4 separate regions of the Homo sapiens genome follow, and regions 2, 3 and 4 are each linked to region 1. The links are chromatin contacts, found by Hi-C or POLR2A ChIA-PET in ENCODE. All regions are on one chromosome and are shown on one strand. Each heading gives the region's core, a stretch centred on a gene start or an enhancer-like site at or near the end of the contact. The rest is flanking DNA. Distances are from core to core; before and after follow the strand shown. Region 1 holds the start of PGRMC1 (progesterone receptor membrane component 1). Region 2 holds the start of SEPTIN6 (septin 6). Region 3 holds the start of NKRF (NFKB repressing factor). Region 4 holds the start of STEEP1 (STING1 ER exit protein 1).

Region 1 (4,773 bases), core at 1,300-3,799:
AATGACTAATTTTTAGGAATCCTTTACAACATGAAGCATCACTTTCTACCAAGATGTCACGTAGTCATGGGCTCACTGAATGACAGTGCAAGATAGAGACAGAGATCTCACAATAGGCCATCTTTATCACTTTTCAGAGGGAAAACTAAGGCTCTGAGAGAACAATGCTTTGCACAAGGTCACACAGCTAGTCATGACCCAATCAGGACTAGAACGCAGGTTGCCTGACTCCCAGTTTTGTGCTCTGTGCACAGGCTGACATCCTCTCAATGACTCTGCAAACTACAGTCATGATGATGCCTCATGCACATGTTTTCACTCCTTTAATATTGAGCTCAATATTAACAGGTATTTACATGATTATGTTTATTGATAAAGCAACTATGTGTGCTACTCTAAGTGACAAATAATGTATGTGGTTTTCAAATGATTTTGACAGTTACATGCCTATAGAAAGCAGGTATTCTAAAATATCCACAGGCCCGGTGCAGTGGCTCATGCCTGTAATCCCAGCACTTTGGGAAATGGAGGTGGAAGGACTGCTTGCGCCCAGGAGTTCGAGACCAGCCTGGGCAACACAGGAGGGAGACCCTGTCTCTAAAAAATAAATAAAATTTATTTTTTATAATAAATAAATGTCTGCAAGAAAAAACTGAGCTCCTTAACCTTAACACATCTGATTTTGATCAGTTGGACTGGGAGACTAAAATGAATGCCTGAGTTTGTGTACTGCCTTCTGTACTCTTCCCTCTCTCAGGCCAGTGTGGAATGAGCACCGTCCATGTGGACATCCTCTAAGCTCCCTGTGTTTAGAGGAGTCCATATTGGAGGAGCCAAAACCTCTTCTTCCTCATCTCCAAGTATTCTATAAAGCAGGACTTTGCAAGCCTGGCTGCTTTTCAAATTCGCCTGGGAAGCATATTAAAATACAGACTCCCGGACCACCCGAGACTCATTTGCAGCTCTGGCGGTTAGACTGGGAATCTGTATTTTTCCTCAGATGCATCAGGTGATTCTGATACGCAACCAGGTTTGCAAAAACCTCGCCTCTAAGGAACCCATCAGGCCTGCCTTCTCCAACAGCTCAGCAGTGCAGCAGTCATCCATTCTTCATTTCCCTCTGGTTGGCTTTTCCTGATATCCCCCCACCCAGCAGTCTTCTTAGCTCTACTCCTTTTGTTTCTTGGTATCCTCCCACTTCTCCCTCCCTCCATTTTAATTTTTCTTGGCTTCTAATCCTTTCTCTCCTGCTATAGACTAAATACCATATTACCTTAAAAGCTTGCCACGTTACCATTGTCCACCATATTCAGCCTTTATTCCTCCCTCAAACAGCCCCCTTCCTCCTTGTTCACCTTCCAGCCTTTCCCCATCTGCCACACACAGCACAAGCGCACACAGACCAAACACATGCCACACACATACCTGACGCATGACCCATTTCAAGCGCGCATGCACACACCACACACACACACCCCTGATAAATCACATACACTAAACACGCACACACCGCGCATGCACACACCACGAGTGCACACACACATCACTATCCACCGGGCACAAAGCTTTTACCTGCTGCTAATCCCGTCTCGGCGTTTTCTCCCACACCCTCATATTTCAAACCTACTCCCGGTGTCATTGGCCTTCCCGTCTTCTCTAGGTCTGGACCTTTTCTCACTCTCGCCCTCCCCCATGCCTCCCTCGGAACACCCTCATTTCCTTCCTAGAACCCGACACTACCCCCTCCTCCTTCCAGGAATCCCCAAGCCCAGGACCTTCGAAAACTACCCCAACAGCCTGGGCTTTGATGTGTCCCCCCTCAACGCCTTCGAGCTTCGTGGTCCCACCCACCCCCGGCTTAAGCGCCTCAGCCTTCTTTCTCTAACCCCCTCCCAGCGCTGTCAGCGCGGGCCGGGGATCCGCGTCCCTGACTGGCCCGCAGCCCCTCTAGAGCGCCTCTTGTTCCCTGCCCGCCCCGGGAGCCTCCCGGCTCTCCGCCTGCCCGCCTACCCGCCTACCCTAGCTCGCCGCCATTCCTCCCTCCACTCAGGGGCGCCCCGCTCCCGCCTCGCCTCTCTCCCGCCCAGCCCCGTGCCGGGGCCCCCTTCTTTTGTCTCCAAGCCCCCCTCGCCGGCCGCGTACCGGGCCCGTAGAATTTGCGGCCTTTGGTCACATCGAACACCTTGCCGTTGATGGCCATGAGTATGCGCGGGTCCTGGACGCCGTCGAAGCGCCGCAGCTCGGCGGGGGTGAAGTCGCGCCGCTTGAGGCGGGGCAGAGGGGGCGGCTCGTCGTCGTCGCTGTCGCCGCTGGCCGCCGGCTGGTCCCCGCGCACGATCTTGTAGAGCAGGAAGATGCAGAGGCCAAGCAGCAGCAGGTTGAGCGGCGACGTGAAAATCTCATGCAGCAGCCCGCCGCTCTCCAGATCGCTTGGGTCGGCGCCAGTCGCCACCACATCCTCGGCAGCCATGATCTCTGGAGTAAAGGTTGGGCCGCGCTAGGCAGGGATCCGGAACTCGCCACTTTCTCCTCCCTCTGAGCGAGCGAGTGGCGCGCGGGGTTCGGCGGCGGCCAAAGACTAGCCGGGGAGGAGGCGGGGCCTGAGGGGCGGAGCCTCCAAGCCCCGCCTCCCCCGAGGCCACCTAAGCGCCCCGCCCTGCTCGGTCCCGCCCCGCAGCCCTCAGGCCCCCTCCAAAGCCTCTAGAGTCCGGCGCCGCTCCCCCGCGGCCGCGCGGTGCCCCCCTCAGTTCTACCTGGGAGGCCCCAGCCCAGCCTCACGCCATCCTCGCGCCATCCTATAGCTGAGCGCGACGCACGCGCTGCCCTCCTCTGAACCCCTTTTTTGCTCCTCGCAGACCGACCCGTTGGGAGGGCCTCGGCATTGCCGGGCTCTGTGCGAGCGCCCCTCCGCCACCTGATGCGCGCCAGACACCGACTCCCTTTCTGTTGCTGCAGGCTTTTCCCTGCCTCCCATTCTGAAGCCCCTCATCTTCCCCCTGCCGTTCCCGGGCCCTCCAAGCTGTCTTAGGAGACAGGAAACTCATTCTTCGAACTCCATTTTCTATGTTAGAGCCCTACACGACTCATTTTCACCTTGGGAACCCCCATTCGCTCTCCTTGATGGCCCTTCCCCAATTCTCCCCCAGATGCTGTGGGACCGACACCCCCGGGATTGCTAAAGTCAGTGCACAACTCTCCCTATTATCTGGGGAAACGAATCTGATCGCCCAGTTAACTTTGGGTTTGTTCTCCGAAAAACCCTTTTGCAATTACTGATTTGCTCAGTCACCAGGCATTAACAAGCAACGTTCTCTTGTTGCTCTTTTTTCCCCCCTCAGAATAATGTGAAAGTTTCTTTGTTTGGCAGCGTTCTTCTATTTGGAGTCTGTCAGGCTACCCTTGGCAGTCACAATAACCCTGAGCTGGAGCCCAGACAAAGGCGGGAGTTTGGAAGGATCCTAGGCCTGGTCCCTTCCTTTCCTAGGTATTTCATCCGGCCTTTGATGTGCTAACAGGCTGCACAGAAGCAGACCTCCACGGAGGAAGGGGTTGCCTCGTCCTAATCTGGCCCTTTTTCTGGTGGCGGGGGGAGGGGAGGAGAAGAAAGGATAGAGAGGGAAACAAATAATTAAAACCAAGCCGTGCACACATCTGCAGCCCAGAGCAGTACTTTTCCACCAAGTGTTCTGTTGGCTTGCACATAACTTACTCCTCCTCCCAACACGCAAGAGACTTGAGTAAAGATTGGCTTCCTACCTCAGAATTCTAAAAATTTCTGGCAAAAACTGCTTCCATCCCTGCCCCCCACATCTTCTTAAATCATTATAAAGTGCAATGAGCCAAACAATCTTTGTATCGGGCCCAGGCATTTTTCTCAGAGCTAAATTTGGGATTAGCTGAAACAGCCCCTCCAAATCTTTTGTCAAAACTCTTCAATTTAATCATGGAGAAACAGGCTCAAACTGAGGGCACTTGTCTATAGTTAGAATCTATCTCTTTTAACATGTATGGCCAAGAAAATTTAGAAAGCTAATAAACTTATAAAATATTTTCATTTGCAACTAATATGACAAAGGGTTAATATTTATTTGAGAGATCATTTGGATTGATAAGAAAATGTATAAGATTCTAGTCAATAAATGGGAAAAAATAGGAACAGGTAGTTCACAAAAGAGAGCATGCCAGTGGTGAATAAGCATATGAAAAATGTTCAGTCTCATTAGTAACAAAAAGAAAAGCATGGAGATGCCGCTGTCACCTACTACTTTTCTACAGGAAAGATAAAAGGGAAAAAAAAAAGGATAACACACTATTGGCGAGAGAGTGGTGAGACTCACATACGCTGTTGGGTATAACCTTTTATTATCCATAAAAATATTTTCTATCCATTAATCCCACTTCTAGAAATCTGCTCTTTGACCTAGTAATTCCATTTTCAGGAATCCATCCCAAGGAGACAGAAACGCAGACAAATATTTCATTACTAAGATGCTCAGCAGAGATTCATTTTTAATACAGAAAAACTGGAAACAACCTAAATGTCCGACTTCAAATAAAATGGCGAATTAATTCACTTGAATTGTGACAAAACCATTAAAAGGCCATTCAAATATCATCATTCTGGAGTCCTAATTAGGGAAAGGGAATCAGGCTGGTGGGAGCATGAAATAGCAAAAAGAAAAAGCAAATAAGCTACAAATCTCCCTTTCTTCATGACCAAGATGCAGCCTTCCTGCGCAAATAATTCACAATCTTCCCATGCCCAGCTATCAC
Region 2 (4,773 bases), core at 1,623-4,122, 460 kb before region 1:
TGAAATGAATGTTCTGATTCACACGTCTCAGTCGTCGGCCCACTGCACTGAGTGAGATAAGGTATGTAAAGCTAGTGAGCTAACACCTCTCTCCATATTGACACACATACACTCACCATGCATTGAAATACACTGACACACCAACACATGCCAACACACACATTGACACACAGATATACAGACACACAGCTAGCACACACTGACAATACACACGAACACACCGACACATCTACTCACACATCAAGACCAACACACACACTGACCCACACCCCACCGAAGGAGGCTGGAGGCCCAGGCCCCAGGAGGGACTTGTAGCCGCAGGTGGGCAGGTATTGGAGGAACCAAAGGGTCCCAGGAGACTTGAATTAAGCACTTAGTTCAGGTCTTCGAGGTTCAGCGTTTTGGAGGAGGAGGACGCAGTGAGGTTCTGGTAGTCTCTAGGGACAGGAGGGCCGAATGGGGCATATGGATGAGACACCAAGGATTCCGTGCTCAGGTGCCCCCAGCGCTGGGCCGGTAAGTACGGAGCTTCAGTCCGCGAGGAGTGCTAAGGCGGGCGGGGCAGTGCGTGGGGGATTCTCCCGGGAGACCCGCAGCCCTCCAGTCCCCTCCCGTTCCGGCAGCAGCTTTCTGCTCTGGCTTCCAAATTCTCCCCTTTTGTCCCACCACCACCCAAACCCCAAGTCCAGATCGGGGCTAGTGACCTCGGGGCCTTTCAGTCCACCACGCCCTAGCCTTTGCCAGGGAAGAGCCCTGTCCCAGACACCCAGCCTGGAAGCCGCCAGTCACCTCTGACTCCCCGCCCCCATGCGGTTGGGGCCCAAGCCTCACCGTGGTTCCTCAGATATAGCACTGGTCCCCCGTGTCACTGCCAACCCAGTCCAGGGCTCAGGCCCTGCCCCAAAGCTCCAGAGAGTCTGAAAGACTCCAGCTGCCCCTCTTCCTTGCCACCGCCATCCGCCCTATGGCCTGCGCCTTCTGTCTCGCGGAGCTCCTCTGCGCTGATCCCTGATTTTGCCAGGCTCTTCTCTTTAGGCCGCTCCTGGGTCTCCAGCACAATGAAGGCGCACAGTGGCGCTCCCTGAATACTTGGCTCTTCATGACTGTCCTTACTGCTATTCCCTCACTGTGTCTCTTCTTTCTTCTCCCCGCCCCCCTCGCACGCATCCAAGTTCTCTGCCCTCAGCTTAATAGAGTGCCTCCTGACTGCGAGGCCCTGCACTCGGCCCTGGGATGCGTTTGCTGAGTCCTTGTTCTCCAGGCGCACAGGGTACATACATAAAGGGCTTCCCGAGAGAGTGTGAGAAGCTCCATCCAGCAGGTGGAACCAAGTGCCAGGCATGCTCTTCTTTGGCTACTCCATTTTCTTGTCTTCCCTGACTTCTCCGAGACCAGGGCCTCTGGATCGAGTCCCTTCTTCCTCTCTCTCCCTGGTTCCTTCTTTTCTTTTTCCCTCTCTCCTGCCTCCTCCTCAGCTGCTCCAGCCTTGGGCCTTTACGGGGTCATCTTCCATGCTCCATTGGGGCCCCCTCTTGGGCCCGGGTTTCCTCCATAGCCTTGTCATCCCCTCCCCCATCTGGGGTCCCTCTGGCGGGCCCAGGTCTCTCTCCCACACCAGGGAACCTGCCCTTTTGAGGAGTGGAATGTACTGTCCCTCCCGCTGGGGCCTCGGGCATGCCAAATCTGCCAGCGTGCTCCAGTGACAGGGAGCTAGCAAGAGGCCAGTCCCAAGAGAGAGGGGAGGGCGCCAAGGCCGGAGAAGTGGAGAGGTGCCCACGAGAGAGGACCCGCGGAGGTGGGCCACGGGGATAAGGAGGGCGGGCGGGCGCACCCCTGCCTTCGGAAGTTCTCTCCTCTGCGCCCTATTGGCCGCCTTGTCCCGGGCTGAATGAGGGTCAAGGAGAAATCAGGGGGCGGGACAGAGTGACTGGAGGCCGCTCCCCGTCACCCGCCCCTCCATTTCGCTCCATAGAGCTGAGAACCTTCATCTCCAGCCCTTCCTCTGGTACTAGAAGGGGTGGGTGGTCTTGCTGAGCGTCTAGGGCTGGGTCGGAGAGAGGAGGCGTGGGTTCCGTCTGTACTAGGTACCCAAAGGTGGTGAGCTTGGCTCCACGAAATTACAGCCCACAGCACCCAAGGCTTGGAAACCCCAGGGCAGAAGCAGCGTCTCAAGACCTCTAGCCTCGGACCCCACATGCCACAGCTCAGCTCAGTTGCCGGGCTGCAGTGCGGCTCCCCCCACGGGCCCCCTTTCTAAGCTCTACTGTGGAGCGGCAGGTGCCGCAGGCCTCCCCGGTACCTCGGCCGCAGCTGCGCTCCCGGGCCATGGAGGGAGGGAGACACGACAGTGGGGCATCGAGACTCCAGCGGCCAAGGCGCACCCATCTAAGCACCTTGGGATCTCGGTGGAAAGGAAGGGGGGTAACGGGGGCCGGGAGGAGAACTGCAGAGCTCGGCCGCTGAGCAGAGTATGGGAGGGGGGAGGGGCGGGGGCTCCCTTCCAGCCTTCGGGGTCTGGGGACTTAGGGATGTAAAGGAGAGCAGGGGGGTGTGACAATTCAGCAGAGGTCGGGACGTACCACGGAGCCAAGTGGCGGGGGGGGCAGAGGACGTGGTCACCGAGGGGAGCCCCCGCCCCCCTTCGTAGAAGCCTATGGCTGGGGTTGCAGGAAGAACTGGAACTGGTCTGGCCATAGGGGGAAGCGGCGCGTTAAATCCGCCCCCTCTCCATACCCTACTTTCAAGGGGTGGGCGGTAGAGGGGAGGTTGGGGTTGGAGCAGCGGCGAGGGGGCCCCTCCCTTGCACCTCCCCCCACCGGACTTGGTCGCGCCCGAAGTGTAACACTTTCTCTTTGTCGGAGGAGCTCCTCTGTTTCCTGTGCAGTAGCTCCCGTTGCGGCGGCACCCGTGGCAGCCCTGGCGGACGCAGGAGCGATGGCAGCGACCGATATAGCTCGCCAGGTGGTAAGTGCAGAGCTTGGGTGCCAGGGCCGGGGCCGAGGGCCTGGTGAGGGTCAAGGAGACCTGGCCGCCGCCGCCACATCGCGAGGAGGGCAGTGGGCAGCATCCAGGAGCCAAGGGCACGGTGGGACTTCTGCTCCCGGGGTCAGCAGCTCAGTCCCTCAGCCTGTCCCGGAAAACGGTGGTGGCGCGCGGGGGGCGGGGGGCGGCAGGGGGGCAGGCAAAACCTGCGGGCCGGCGGCTGAACTTGCATTGCCCAAGAGCCGCAGTGAGCGCCACCGCCTCCCTCGCTGCAGCTGCGGCCCCACGGCTGGGGCGTTGCCGAATGAATGGCCGTAGGAGCCGCCGAGCCCTCCGGGTCCCTGGCACCCTGGCCTTGCCGCGCCCCTGCGCACGGCTGCCCGTTGTGACCCGGGACCGCACAGGCAAAGAGGCGCGGGGCTGGGGTTAGCCTGGGGCAGAAGGCGGTGAGTGGCGAGGGGGGCGGGGAGGTGACTGGCTGGGATAGGGTTTCTCTATATGCATTACATATGTGACTGCGTCTGTGTGTGTATCGGTGTGCGCGTATGTGTGCACGCGCGCGCGCTCGTGTCTTCCCGGGCGGGCGGCGGCGGCGCCGGGGTTCTGTCTGTGACCCAAAGAAGTCCGCGTGTTTCTCTGAGTGTGCTCACCTCTGTGGTGTGTGTCCGAACGCCTCTCTGTCTGCTTGTGCTGTGTGCCTCTGGGTCTCATTTGTGCGTCAGTGTGGGGTGCAGTTGGCTGGCCTGTAGGTGGCTGGCTGCGTATTTTGGCATGTTTTGGAGCGGGCCTCTGAGGATCTGTCTCGGGTGCATGTTCAGTGTAACTGGGCTTGTGTGCCAAAACCTGTGGAGCTGGCTTCTTTCTATGGAGACTCAGGAAAATAAGTGTGAGACTCGCAAAAGCGGTGCCGTCTCTTTTTTTGTTGGCGACCGACTCTGGGAAAAAAAAAATCTTCATTTAAAGAACTGAAGTTTTCCAGCCTGGGATGTGCAGAGAAACCATGTTGAAGTGACCTGAGGCTCCATGTTTGTTTTTTAAACCAGAAGTTTGGTTGCAAAGGGCGATGAATTCCATTTGGGGGGGACACCCTAGCTATTCTATTCATCCATGGGTATCTGGGACTTTAATAAGCCCACCAGCACCCCGAGGTGAGGAAGGAGTGGGAGACAGAGGTAGGTCAAATCCCATGACACCACATACTACTTGACGAAAATCTCTGAACCACATAAAAATGTTTTTCAACCTTGTAGCTTACTTATTTAGGAAAATAGTTCATGCAATGCAACTACAGTACAAAAAAAAAGCCTCTAGGTATTTGGTGTAATTGAAATTGATTTTACAAAATCTGAAGCCAGAATCTGATAATATTTTCTCTACAGAATATGTATTAATGTCTCTTTTGTCCCTGTTTGGAAGGGCAGGATCATTTCTTCGGAACCTCCTCCACCCCCTGCACACCCTAGCACAGAGCACTTTATGCAGTCATGTTGTGGAAGGACCAGGAGTAGACAGGGGACATTCTCTGTGATGATGCAATTTGAGAGAATTTTCTTCCCCCAAGATTGGCACTCTCGTTGTTTATTGCTTTAGTGTTTTGAGGGCTCCCTCTTTTCTGCTGTGGCTTTTCTGCTCCTGGTTACCTGCATTTCAGAGATGGTATAGCTGAAGTAGAGGAATTAATCTCTGGGATTACACTAGCTCCATCCAAAAATGACGCTAATGATTTTTCATGTCAGCTAATGAATTTGCATCGACCTGTCCTCCATACTCTCACCAGTTTCTCTTGCCTGG
Region 3 (4,773 bases), core at 1,512-4,011, 370 kb before region 1:
ACAATTATTTGTTTCTATACAACGGAAAAGTTTTAATCCAGGCTGAGAGGAAGTAGTTTATCTTTTCACAGATTGTTTTCTAGGAAAGATGTATATTTATTACAATGCGGATTTTGGTGAAAGTTGGCAACTTAGGCTATGTCTTAGTCCATTTATGCTGCTATAACAAGATACTGAGACCTGAGACTTATAAAGAATATATATTTATTTCTCAGAGTTCCAGAGCCTGGGAAATCCAAGATTAAGGCACCAGAAGGTTCAGTTGTCTGGTTGGGGCAGCTCTCTGCTCTCTGCTTCCAAGATGGTGCCTTGTTGCTGCATCCTCCAGCAACAAGGGGAGAGGAGTGTTATATCCGCACATGGCAGAAGGCAAAGGGCAAGTGACCAAACACCGATTAAAGCCTCTTTCATTAGGTCCTTAATCCCATTCCTGAGGGAGGAGCTCTCATGGCTTAATGACCTCTTAAAGGTCCCACCTTTTAATACCATCACATCAGCCATTAAGTTTCAACACTTAAATTTTGAAGGGGACACACTCAAACAATAGCAGGCTGAAATTAATCTAATTATAAAATAACAAATCAGCTTAAAATGTAGGCTCCAAGGAAATGATTTTCACTGGGTTGAGACAAAAGGAAGAGCTTCATTCATTTATGCATTTAATTCAACAAATATCTCTGGAGTGCCTGCAGGATCAAGGTATAGGTGCTAAGACCAAAACAGATGAGTTCCATGCTTTCATGTAACTGACATTCCAGTGGAATACAGCAAGAATACAAAAAGGAAAGAAAGTGGTTTTTCTCTGTTGTCCTGAAATTGATTACAAGCTGGGTAGGGAGAAATAGCCCTATGTAAAACTAAATGTGCCACCAGCAGTAGGACCACTGGATGAGGTGGCTTTGACTCAGTGCCCTCTTTAACTCTCTAATGACATATTTCTAACTATATGACACCTTATGCGTAGGGGTGTATTGGACTGAGAAGAGCAGAAGATAACAGCACTTTTCAGTTTCAGAATTCTGTATTTCCATGTCTGTCTTTCTCTATGGTGGGCATTCATGTTTATTGAGGTAATGTTAGTCTCTAAACCATCAAATCAAAGAATATAGTACTACGAAGGAAGGTTAGAGATAATAAATTCAAGTAATGATTGTACGAGTGAGAAAAATAAGGCCACAGAGGTGAAGTGTCTTGCCGAAGGCTGTAGAGATAGTTGTTGGCAATGATGAGATGAGAATTTAGGTCACCTGACTCCTCATCTAGTGTTCCCCCAGTCATTTGCCTTTGCACTGCTCTGTTTTCTTTCTTTCTTTTTTTTTTGAAACAGAGTCTCACTCTGTTGCCCAGGCTGGAGTGTAGTGGCGCGATATTGGCTCACTGCAACCTCTGCCTCCCGGGTTCAAGCGATTCTCCTGCCTCAGCCTCCGGAGTAGCTGGGATTACAGGCGCCTGCCACCACGCCCGGCTAATTTTTGTATTTTTAGTGGAGACAGGGGTTTCACCATGTTGGCCAGGCTGGTCTCGAACTCCTGACCTCAAGTAATCCTCCTGCCTCGGCCTCCCAAAGTGCTGGGATTACAGGCGTGAGCCACCGCACCCAGCCTGTTTTATTTTCTTCACAGCATGTATCACCTTGTGAACTTTTTAAAAACATTTCGATTGTTACCCCAATAAACATGAATGCCCACCACGGAGAAAGACAGACGTGGAAATAAATTATGAAAGTGTGTAAAGTGCTGTTATCTTCTGCTCCTCTCAGTCTAATACACCCCTAACATAAAGTGTCATATAATTAGAAATACGTCATTAAAGAGTTAAAGATGGTAGTGTGTTAAAGCCACCTCATCCAATGGTCCGGCTCCTGGTGGAACATTTAGTTTTATGCAGGGCTATTTCTCCCCACCAAGATTGTAGTCAATTCCAGGACAACAGAGAAAACCCACTTTCTTTCCTTCTTTTTTGTACTCTTGCTGTATTGAGCACACAGTAGGTGCTGTGTAAATTCCCGCCGACAGACACTCATTGATTAACTGCTTTCGTGACACAGGTTGGCAGATAGGGACTGAAGTTATTGAGTGAAGCTGACTCCGGGTGGAGTGATACATTTGGCTACAGTGATTGAGCGGCTCTACCTTGCAGTACCCTCTTCTGTGGGCCCCTTTTGTATCTTGTAATCTTTTGCACTTAAGTTGATACGTGAAATACAGACTTGCAATCGTGATCAGAACTGTGTAAACAGTATCTGTGTTCGTAATTGGGATACAGTATGGACTTGAAACTGGCTAACTTGAGAAGCGGCGCTGTGGATGATTTTCTTGGCAAGTGTTTCATTTTTACTACGTTTCCGCAGTAAGCTATTACACAAAGCTAATGATGCACGATGCACAGAGCATTTCAAGCTACTCTCTGAAGAAAAGGCACCTCGGGGAGCTGACTGTTTTGTTTTGTTTTAATGTAAAGTCCAGTGCAGACCTAAATCCCTTACAAGGAACATGGTCTCACTGTCGCGCCGCTTAAAAATCCAGGGAAAAGCGTCAGACGAGCCGTGGGCTACCAACATTCATCTGAGGGCACCTTCTAACCATATTCTCGAACCTCAGAGAACCTTCCTAAATTCCCTTTCTGGAGTCCCCGCCCTCCGCTTGTCACCGTAGTGCGTCAAAGGCCCGTAGTCGTCACTGGAGGGAAAAAAGTACGTCGCGCGAGATTCTGCGACGGGATTTGGAAGTTAGGGAACAGCCGCGGCGCAAGCGCACTGGCCTCACAACCCCGGACGGCACGCGGGTAGGTAGGCTAGAACCTAGAGGAGGGGAGCAGAGCGTGCTGGGGTCTTTTATCGCTCTCCGCGCAGTGCGTGGGTCTGCGGATCCGTGGAGGTGCGGAGCCTGACTCGGCCTCCCCGGCTCGCGCGTGAGTGCGGCGGAAGCCCTTCTGCTCCTCCACGAGTTAGAGGAGTGTAGGGGACGTGCATCCCAGTGTCGGGACGCGAGCTCGTGCTCCTCTTTTCCTCCTAACGGTGGCCCCCACGCACACACTCCAGTCCCCCCGAGAGTTGATCTTCTCCCCTCAGCGCGCCCCTCCTTACCCGGCCCCTCCCACCGGCCCCCCGTTTCCGCCCGCTTGCTAGCTGCCTAGCTCGCGGTCCGTAGTCGGCTTCGTCCCTGGGGTCCCTGCTTGGGGGCGGAGAAGATGGCTGGAGGACGTCTGCTGTTGGGGGGCGACTTCCTGTCGCGCCGCCGCTGCCCCCCCTCCCGCCGCCGCCGCTGCCGCCCCTCCCGCCGCCCCCGCCCGAGCCAGTGCTGGAGCAGTGGCGCTATAGCCACGAAAGTGACTGGCAGTGGGCTCTGCGGCGCAGCTTCATCTGTCGGCACCTGCACAGCTATCCCGGGGCTGCCCTCGACCAGCTCCTCGCGCTCTCCGCCGCCTGGACCAACCACGTCTTCCTGGGCTGCAGGTGAGGAAGGTGTGGGTGTCGGGTTAGGGACGGGGGTGAGAGATCGGTGATGGGGGATCGGGTTAGGGACGGCGCTGGAGGGATCGATGATGGTGGTTGGGATAGGGACGGGGGCGGGATGCGGAGGATAGGTTGGAGGCTGGAGATTTGGAGGTGCTGGAGGGCACTAGAGGGATCACTATTGGCCTGGGGGTGGGGTGGCCGACTGTGGTGGCTGGGCATGACATAACAGCTAGGAGGGTGCAGAGATCGCGGAAGCGGCCTCTCCAGGACCAGGGATGGAGATGAAGCAGCGCCTAGAAGAGGATTATTGAGAGGTGGTCATTGTAGTTGGTGGCGGTATTAGAGGACGTGGGGAATGATGAATAGCAGCATCTCGGACCTGCGTAGGGCCTTCCAAGGATGCAGTATCCGCAGAGAATATATTCGACAGTTGGAGTTGTGGGGGAAGGGCGAGGGGACCCCACTGTTCTAGTCTCCTCCTGACCACTCTCTTTTTCCATTCCTCTTAAATACCCCCCTCTACTTGCAGCCCCCTAGCAGGGTCTTACTGTCTTCTCCTGGGGAGGCGGTACGTATCAGCTCTCTGAGCCGCAGCAGCGTCAGCCTTGCTTGTAGATTTGCGCATAATGTGTCTGGACTCAAACAAAGAAATGGATATATCTACTGTAAAAATGGATTGCCCTCTTTTTACCCTAAATGGGATCAGAAGGATTAACATTTGGCTCTGAGTGAGGTTTTAGGTGTGTGTGTCTGTGGTGGGGGTGGGGGTGTGTGTGTGTTTGTTTTTCCCCCCTTTCCTAGAACCTGGTGACGTTTTGAACAGGCCTCTTTGAAAGCTCTTTGCATTCAATGGAGACTGCAGTATGGTTCCAACGCAGCGTGTTTTGTTTGTTTTTTTTTTTTGAAGAGGCTACTTGGACCTCTGTCCTTCAGAACCCCTAAATCGGCCCTATACTAGACTATTCATTCTTTGATAGATTGGGAGACGACTTCTTTTGACATTCCTGCAATCATAGTTTTTTGTTTTTGTTTTTGTTTTTGTTTTTTTTTAAATCAGGAAGGGTGAGAGATTCTGGAATATGATCATGTCAATTTTGGCCAGTTCAGTTCCAGGAGTGACTGTAACAGATGCAGAAAAATAGGATTGTCTCCTCCTGCCCTTAATTATTGAACATGGCATTCAGTGTGATATACTTTGCTCTCATCACAGACATTACTTTTCTGTCTTCTCAAGGTTAGCATAATTTCTACCTCCAGAGATAATGATTAGGAGGAACTGGTTACAACTGAAGAAGCCTTAGTTATTGAACAAGTCA
Region 4 (4,773 bases), core at 978-3,477, 330 kb before region 1:
ATAGCCGATGTGGTGGTGTGCATGTGTGGTCCCAGCTACTAGGGAGGCTAAGGTGGGAGGATCACTTGAGCCCAGGAGTTTGAGGCTGCAGTGAGCTGTGATCATGCCACTGCACTCCAGCCTGGGTGACAGAGCAAGACCCTGTCTCAAAAACAAAAACAAAAACAAAGCAAATGATTTCAAGTGGTTTTCCTTGGCTCCTGATGAATGTTTACCAATATTACTCAGTTGTTGTTTTTTACTCAAGGAGTCAATGTTGACTTTAAAGTGACTGAAGAATTGGACCGGGCGTGGTGGCTCACGCCTGTAATCTCAGCACTTTGGGAGGCCGATGTGGGCAGATCACTTGAGGTGAGGAGTTTGAGATCAGCCTGACCAACATGGTGAAACCCTGCCTCTACTAAAAATACAAAAAAAAAAAAAAAAAAAAAAATTAGCCAGGCATGGTGGCATGTGCCTGTAATCCCAGTTACTCAGGAGGCTGAGGCAGGAGAGTTGATTGAACCTGGGCGGTGGAGGTTGCAGTGAGCCAAGATTGTGCCACTGCACTCCAGCCAGCCTGGGTGACAGAGCCAGACTCTGTCTCAAAAAAAAAAAAAAAAAAAAAAATTGGCCTGGGTGTATGGTCTTGTGTGGAACAACTGCAGATGAGAGTATTTCAAAGAAGTCAGGAAAACACTAATTCAATTCAGTCTAAAGCATAATTTGCTAAGATGTATTACAAATATGTATGGAGCAGAAAAGGTTTAGACAAATGTACAATACTTGTCAAAATGTAAGTTGTTTAAAATCCTGTAGTTATTAATTGTATTATTAAACAGCAGGTACTTTGCAACAAACAAACAAACAAACTTGAATCTGTCTTGTGTTATTCTTGACAGTAGTGTCAACAGTGAAGTTCAGCTGGGCGCGGTGGCTCACACCTGTAATCCCAGCACTTTGGGAGACCAAGGTGGGTGGATCACGAGGTCAGGAGTTCAAGATTTTAGAAAATTTGAATTTGAATTTGAATTCAAAATTTTAGAAAATTTTCTAAATGAGAAGAACCCCACCCTTGACCACTATTATTGAACATGAATAGTTTTAAAAAATGGCTTTTGCCATAGACTTAGTAATGTTCCTTAATGAATTTAACCTAAAATTACAAGGCAAAACAGTGTTTATACCTGAAACCTGTACTGCAGTAAAGTCATTCAATGACATCCCACATTGTTTGAATCACAAACAGTGTCAAGGTGCTTTAATCACTTCTCGTGCTGTCAAAAGTTAAAAATCCAGATTTATATTCCCACACAAATTTGCGGTGGAAGTATTCTTGTACATGAATGTTCATAGCAGCATTATCTATATAATAACCAAAAAGTGAAAACATCCCCGTTGTCTGCCAATTGATGAATGAACAAAATGTGATATATCCATATGATGAAATATTATTCAACCATAAAAAGGAAAGAAGTACTGTAACATGGATGAACCTTGAAAACATTATGGTAAATGAAAGAAGCCAGACAAATGGCCACATATTGTAGGATTCCATTTATATGAAATGTCCAGAATAGGCAAATCCATAGAGATAAAAAGTAGATTAGTGGTTGCCGTGGGCTGGGAAGGTGGGGGATGTGCGGGTCGTGGTGACTACTAATGGGTATAAGATTTCTTTTTGAGATGATGGAAATGTTCTGGAATTAGTGGTGATGGTTACACAACTTTGTGAATACACTAAAAAACACCCAATTACACATTTTAAAAGGGTGAATTTTATGTTACGTGAATTATATCAACTAAAAAATAAGATACCTAAAAAATTATGTACTCATCTGGAATAGTCATTAAAATCACAATCATATTTAGAAACACACCCAAATCAGTATCATATATATATATATATATATATAATATAAACTATATAATGCATAGTCCTTTATTTAGCTGGTCTTATATATACATATGTGTATATATACATATAAATGCATGCGTTATAGAAATGTAAAGAATTTATATAATATTAAGGGTGTTGTGAGAAAGCCCACCAATCTTCATTGAGAAGTGACTCCCAGATCACAGGAGTCCCAGCTAACTTGGCCAAGACAAAGTAGGTTCTGGGAGGCTCCAGGCGCACCCCCGTATATCTTAGCCTGATAGGACAGCCCGGAAGTTTATAAGACTTCTGCTAACACGTGACCAGCGTAGCCACAAGGAAAAGGTGCAAGGCGCACTCGTGACGTCATTTCGGGGCGACCCTCTTCTTGGCGTAGAGTTTTCAGATTGCTCTTGGGAATCATGCCGAAAGTAGTGTCTCGGTCAGTAGTCTGCTCTGACACTCGGGACCGGGAGGAATATGACGACGGCGAGAAGCCCCTCCATGTTTACTACTGTTTGTGCGGCCAGATGGTCCTAGTGCTGGGTGAGTAGCCGGGAACTGCGGGGGCGTCTGCAAGGAGCCAGACTTCGGGTTCTTGAAGGCGAATTTCCTCTGGCTGTGATCTGGGAGCCACTTCTCAACGAAGATTGGTGGGTTTTCTCTCTCCGACTAAATCCTCCCTACGCATCCCCGCCCCACTCCAGGGCATTTTTTTTTTTCCTGCTTTTTGTTTAGCCTTGTGACTCTGTATCCAGACCTTCCTCAAAACTAAACTCCTTCAGGAGAACAAAAATAGAAACACAAACATATTGTATTTCCCTCTTAATCCACTGTCTTCAAAAACTACTGCCTCTAGAAGCTTTATAACTTTTCTGCTGGATACCAAGATGCTGCAGTTGCTCTTACCTCACAGCAAACGAAAATAAAACCCTCCCTCGATCCTGTATTCCCCTCCAGCTATAACCCCATTTCGTTGCTTCTTTTATAGCAAAGCTTCTCAAAAGAGTTGCCTATATTGGCTGTCTCTGCATCCTGACTTCTAATTCTCTCCTGACCTCACTTCAGGTAGGCTTTCCTTCCCACCTCATCATCTTAACCGTATTTGGCTCCATGTTAACAGTTCTAGTGGTCAGTTATCAATGTTCATTTTAATTCTGTCAGTGGCATTTGACAGAGGTAATCATTTCATTCCTTTTGCAACATGTTTTTTATTTGCTTCCAAGACTCCATACTCACTTGATTTTCCTCCTACCTCGTATTTCCCCCCCCCCTTTTTTTTCAGATGGAGTCTCACTCTGCTGCCCAGGCTGGAGTGCAGTGGTGCAATCTCGGCTCACTGCAAGCTCTGCCTCCCGGATTCAAGTGATTCTCCTGCCTCAGCCTCCCGAGTAGCTGGGATTACAGGCGCCCGCCACCATGCCCGGCTAATTTTTGTGTTTTTAGTAGAGACGGGGGTTTCACTACGTTGGCCAGGCTGGTCTCGAACTCCTGACCTCGTGATCCACCCGCCTCGGCCTCCCAAGGTGCTGGGATTACAGGCGTGAGCCACCGCGCCCAGCCTTAGATTTTTCCCCTTGTCTGGCTCCCTTTTCTCTCTCAGACTTTTAGGCATTCCAAGGCCCTATAGCTCAGTACTCTCACCTGTTCTCACTCTGTACCCACCCCCTAGGTGATCTCATTCATTCCCAAGCTTTAAATACAACTGACATGCTGGTAACTCCCAGATGTTCATCTTTAACCTGCACCTCTCCTGAGACTCCAATTGCCTATTCAACATCTCCACTTGAATGTCTAATGGGCCTCTCAAATATATCGTGCTGAAAATTGAGTTCATGACCCTCTACACCCCCTCTCCAATTGCTCCTCTTATAGTCATCCCTATTGCAGTCAGTAGTACAACTATTCATCCAGTATCTCAGACCAAAACCTGGAATCAGTCTTGACTTCTGTCTGTCACGTACCTTACATCTGTCCAGTCCATCAGGAAATCCTGCAGGTGCTTTCGTGAAAATGTATGCAGGATCTGACTGCTTCTTACCACCTCCATTCCTTTTTCTTTTTGAGACAGAGGGAGTCTCACTCTGTCACCCAGGCTGGAGTGCTGTGGCGCGGTCTCAGCTCACTGCAACTTCCGCCTCCCAGGTTCAAGCGATTCTCCTGCCTCAGCCTCCCAAGTAGTGTGCGCCACCAGGCCCGGCTAGTTTTTTTTTTTTTCTTTTTTTTTTTGAGATGGAGTTTCGCTCTTCTTGCCCAGGCTGGAGTGCAGTGGTGCGATCTCGGCTCACTGCAACTTCCACCTCCCAGGTTCAAGCGATTCTCCTGCCTCAACCTCCCTAGTAGCTGGGATTACAGGCATGTGCCACCACGCCCGGCTAATTTTGTATTTTTAGTAGAGATGGGGTTTCACCATGTTGGCCAGACTGGTCTTGAACTCCTGACCTCAAGTGATCCACCCACCTAGGCCTCCCAAAGTGCTGGGATTACAGGCATGAGCCACCACGGCCGGCCTACCACCTCCACTTCTAACACTGTAGTCCAAGCTACTACCATCTTTCACCTGGATTGGCACAATAGTCTCTTGCTCTCGTTGCTTCCACTCTTTTCCACATAGTAGCCAGAGTCCTGTTCAAAACCAATGGTTTCATATAACACTGAGAATAAAACCAAAGTCCATCCATACCAAGACCCTTGATCAGGCCTGTGGCTACCTCTCAGGCTTCATTCCCTAACAGTCTTCCTCTTGCTCATCGCACTTCAGCCACAGTGGCCTTTTTGCTTTTTCTCCATCATGTCAAAAGTGTTCCTGCCCCCCAGTGCCTTTTTAATTGGTATTTCTTCTGCCCCAAAAACTTTTCCCTCAATCCCTCCCTTACTTCATTCAGGTCTCTGCTAAAATGTAATTTCCTTAGAGA

The links. A loop is a pair of places that touch in the nucleus more often than their neighbours do. ChIA-PET counts read pairs that join two places held with the same protein, here RNA polymerase II (POLR2A). Pooled maps may share reads with other maps.
Region 2: a pooled map shows a loop between it and region 1 (7-fold over the local background). The contact joins the promoter of SEPTIN6 here to the promoter of PGRMC1 in region 1. A Hi-C loop is called at or near these places in 8 of 50 pooled maps. POLR2A ChIA-PET finds 5 or more read pairs at or near these places in 2 of 52 experiments (GM12878 and T-cell).
Region 3: a map of gastrocnemius medialis shows a loop between it and region 1 (10-fold over the local background). The contact joins the promoter of NKRF here to the promoter of PGRMC1 in region 1. A Hi-C loop is called at or near these places in 2 of 168 maps with a recorded cell type or tissue (ascending aorta and gastrocnemius medialis) and 11 of 50 pooled maps. POLR2A ChIA-PET finds 5 or more read pairs at or near these places in 2 of 52 experiments (both T-cell).
Region 4: a loop to region 1 is called in a pooled map, with 5 times the contacts of the local background. The contact joins the promoter of STEEP1 here to the promoter of PGRMC1 in region 1. A Hi-C loop is called at or near these places in 1 of 168 maps with a recorded cell type or tissue (CD8-positive, alpha-beta T cell) and 12 of 50 pooled maps. POLR2A ChIA-PET finds 5 or more read pairs at or near these places in 3 of 52 experiments (Panc1, activated T-cell and activated naive CD8-positive, alpha-beta T cell).

The regions. Positions count from the first base shown.
Region 1 is chrX:119,234,061-119,238,833 of GRCh38, reverse strand. PGRMC1 (progesterone receptor membrane component 1) reads right to left here and starts at 2,549. Exons shown (of 3, transcript NM_006667.5): 1 at 2,143-2,549. The coding sequence starts at 2,470. It also overlaps the pseudogene NUDT19P6. RefSeq lists silencers at 1,937-2,086, 2,487-2,746, 2,777-2,826.
Region 2 is chrX:119,691,267-119,696,039 of GRCh38, reverse strand. It overlaps SEPTIN6 (septin 6), which reads left to right and starts at 2,872. Exons shown (of 11, transcript NM_145799.4): 1 at 2,872-2,964. The coding sequence starts at 2,935. RefSeq lists silencers at 2,629-2,678, 3,189-3,318 and enhancers at 2,859-2,988, 3,809-3,858.
Region 3 is chrX:119,604,412-119,609,184 of GRCh38, reverse strand. NKRF (NFKB repressing factor) reads left to right here and starts at 2,761. Exons shown (of 4, transcript NR_163972.1): 1 at 2,761-3,454. RefSeq lists an enhancer at 2,528-2,637 and a silencer at 3,178-3,227.
Region 4 is chrX:119,562,863-119,567,635 of GRCh38, reverse strand. STEEP1 (STING1 ER exit protein 1) reads left to right here and starts at 2,227. Exons shown (of 7, transcript NM_022101.4): 1 at 2,227-2,404. The coding sequence starts at 2,281.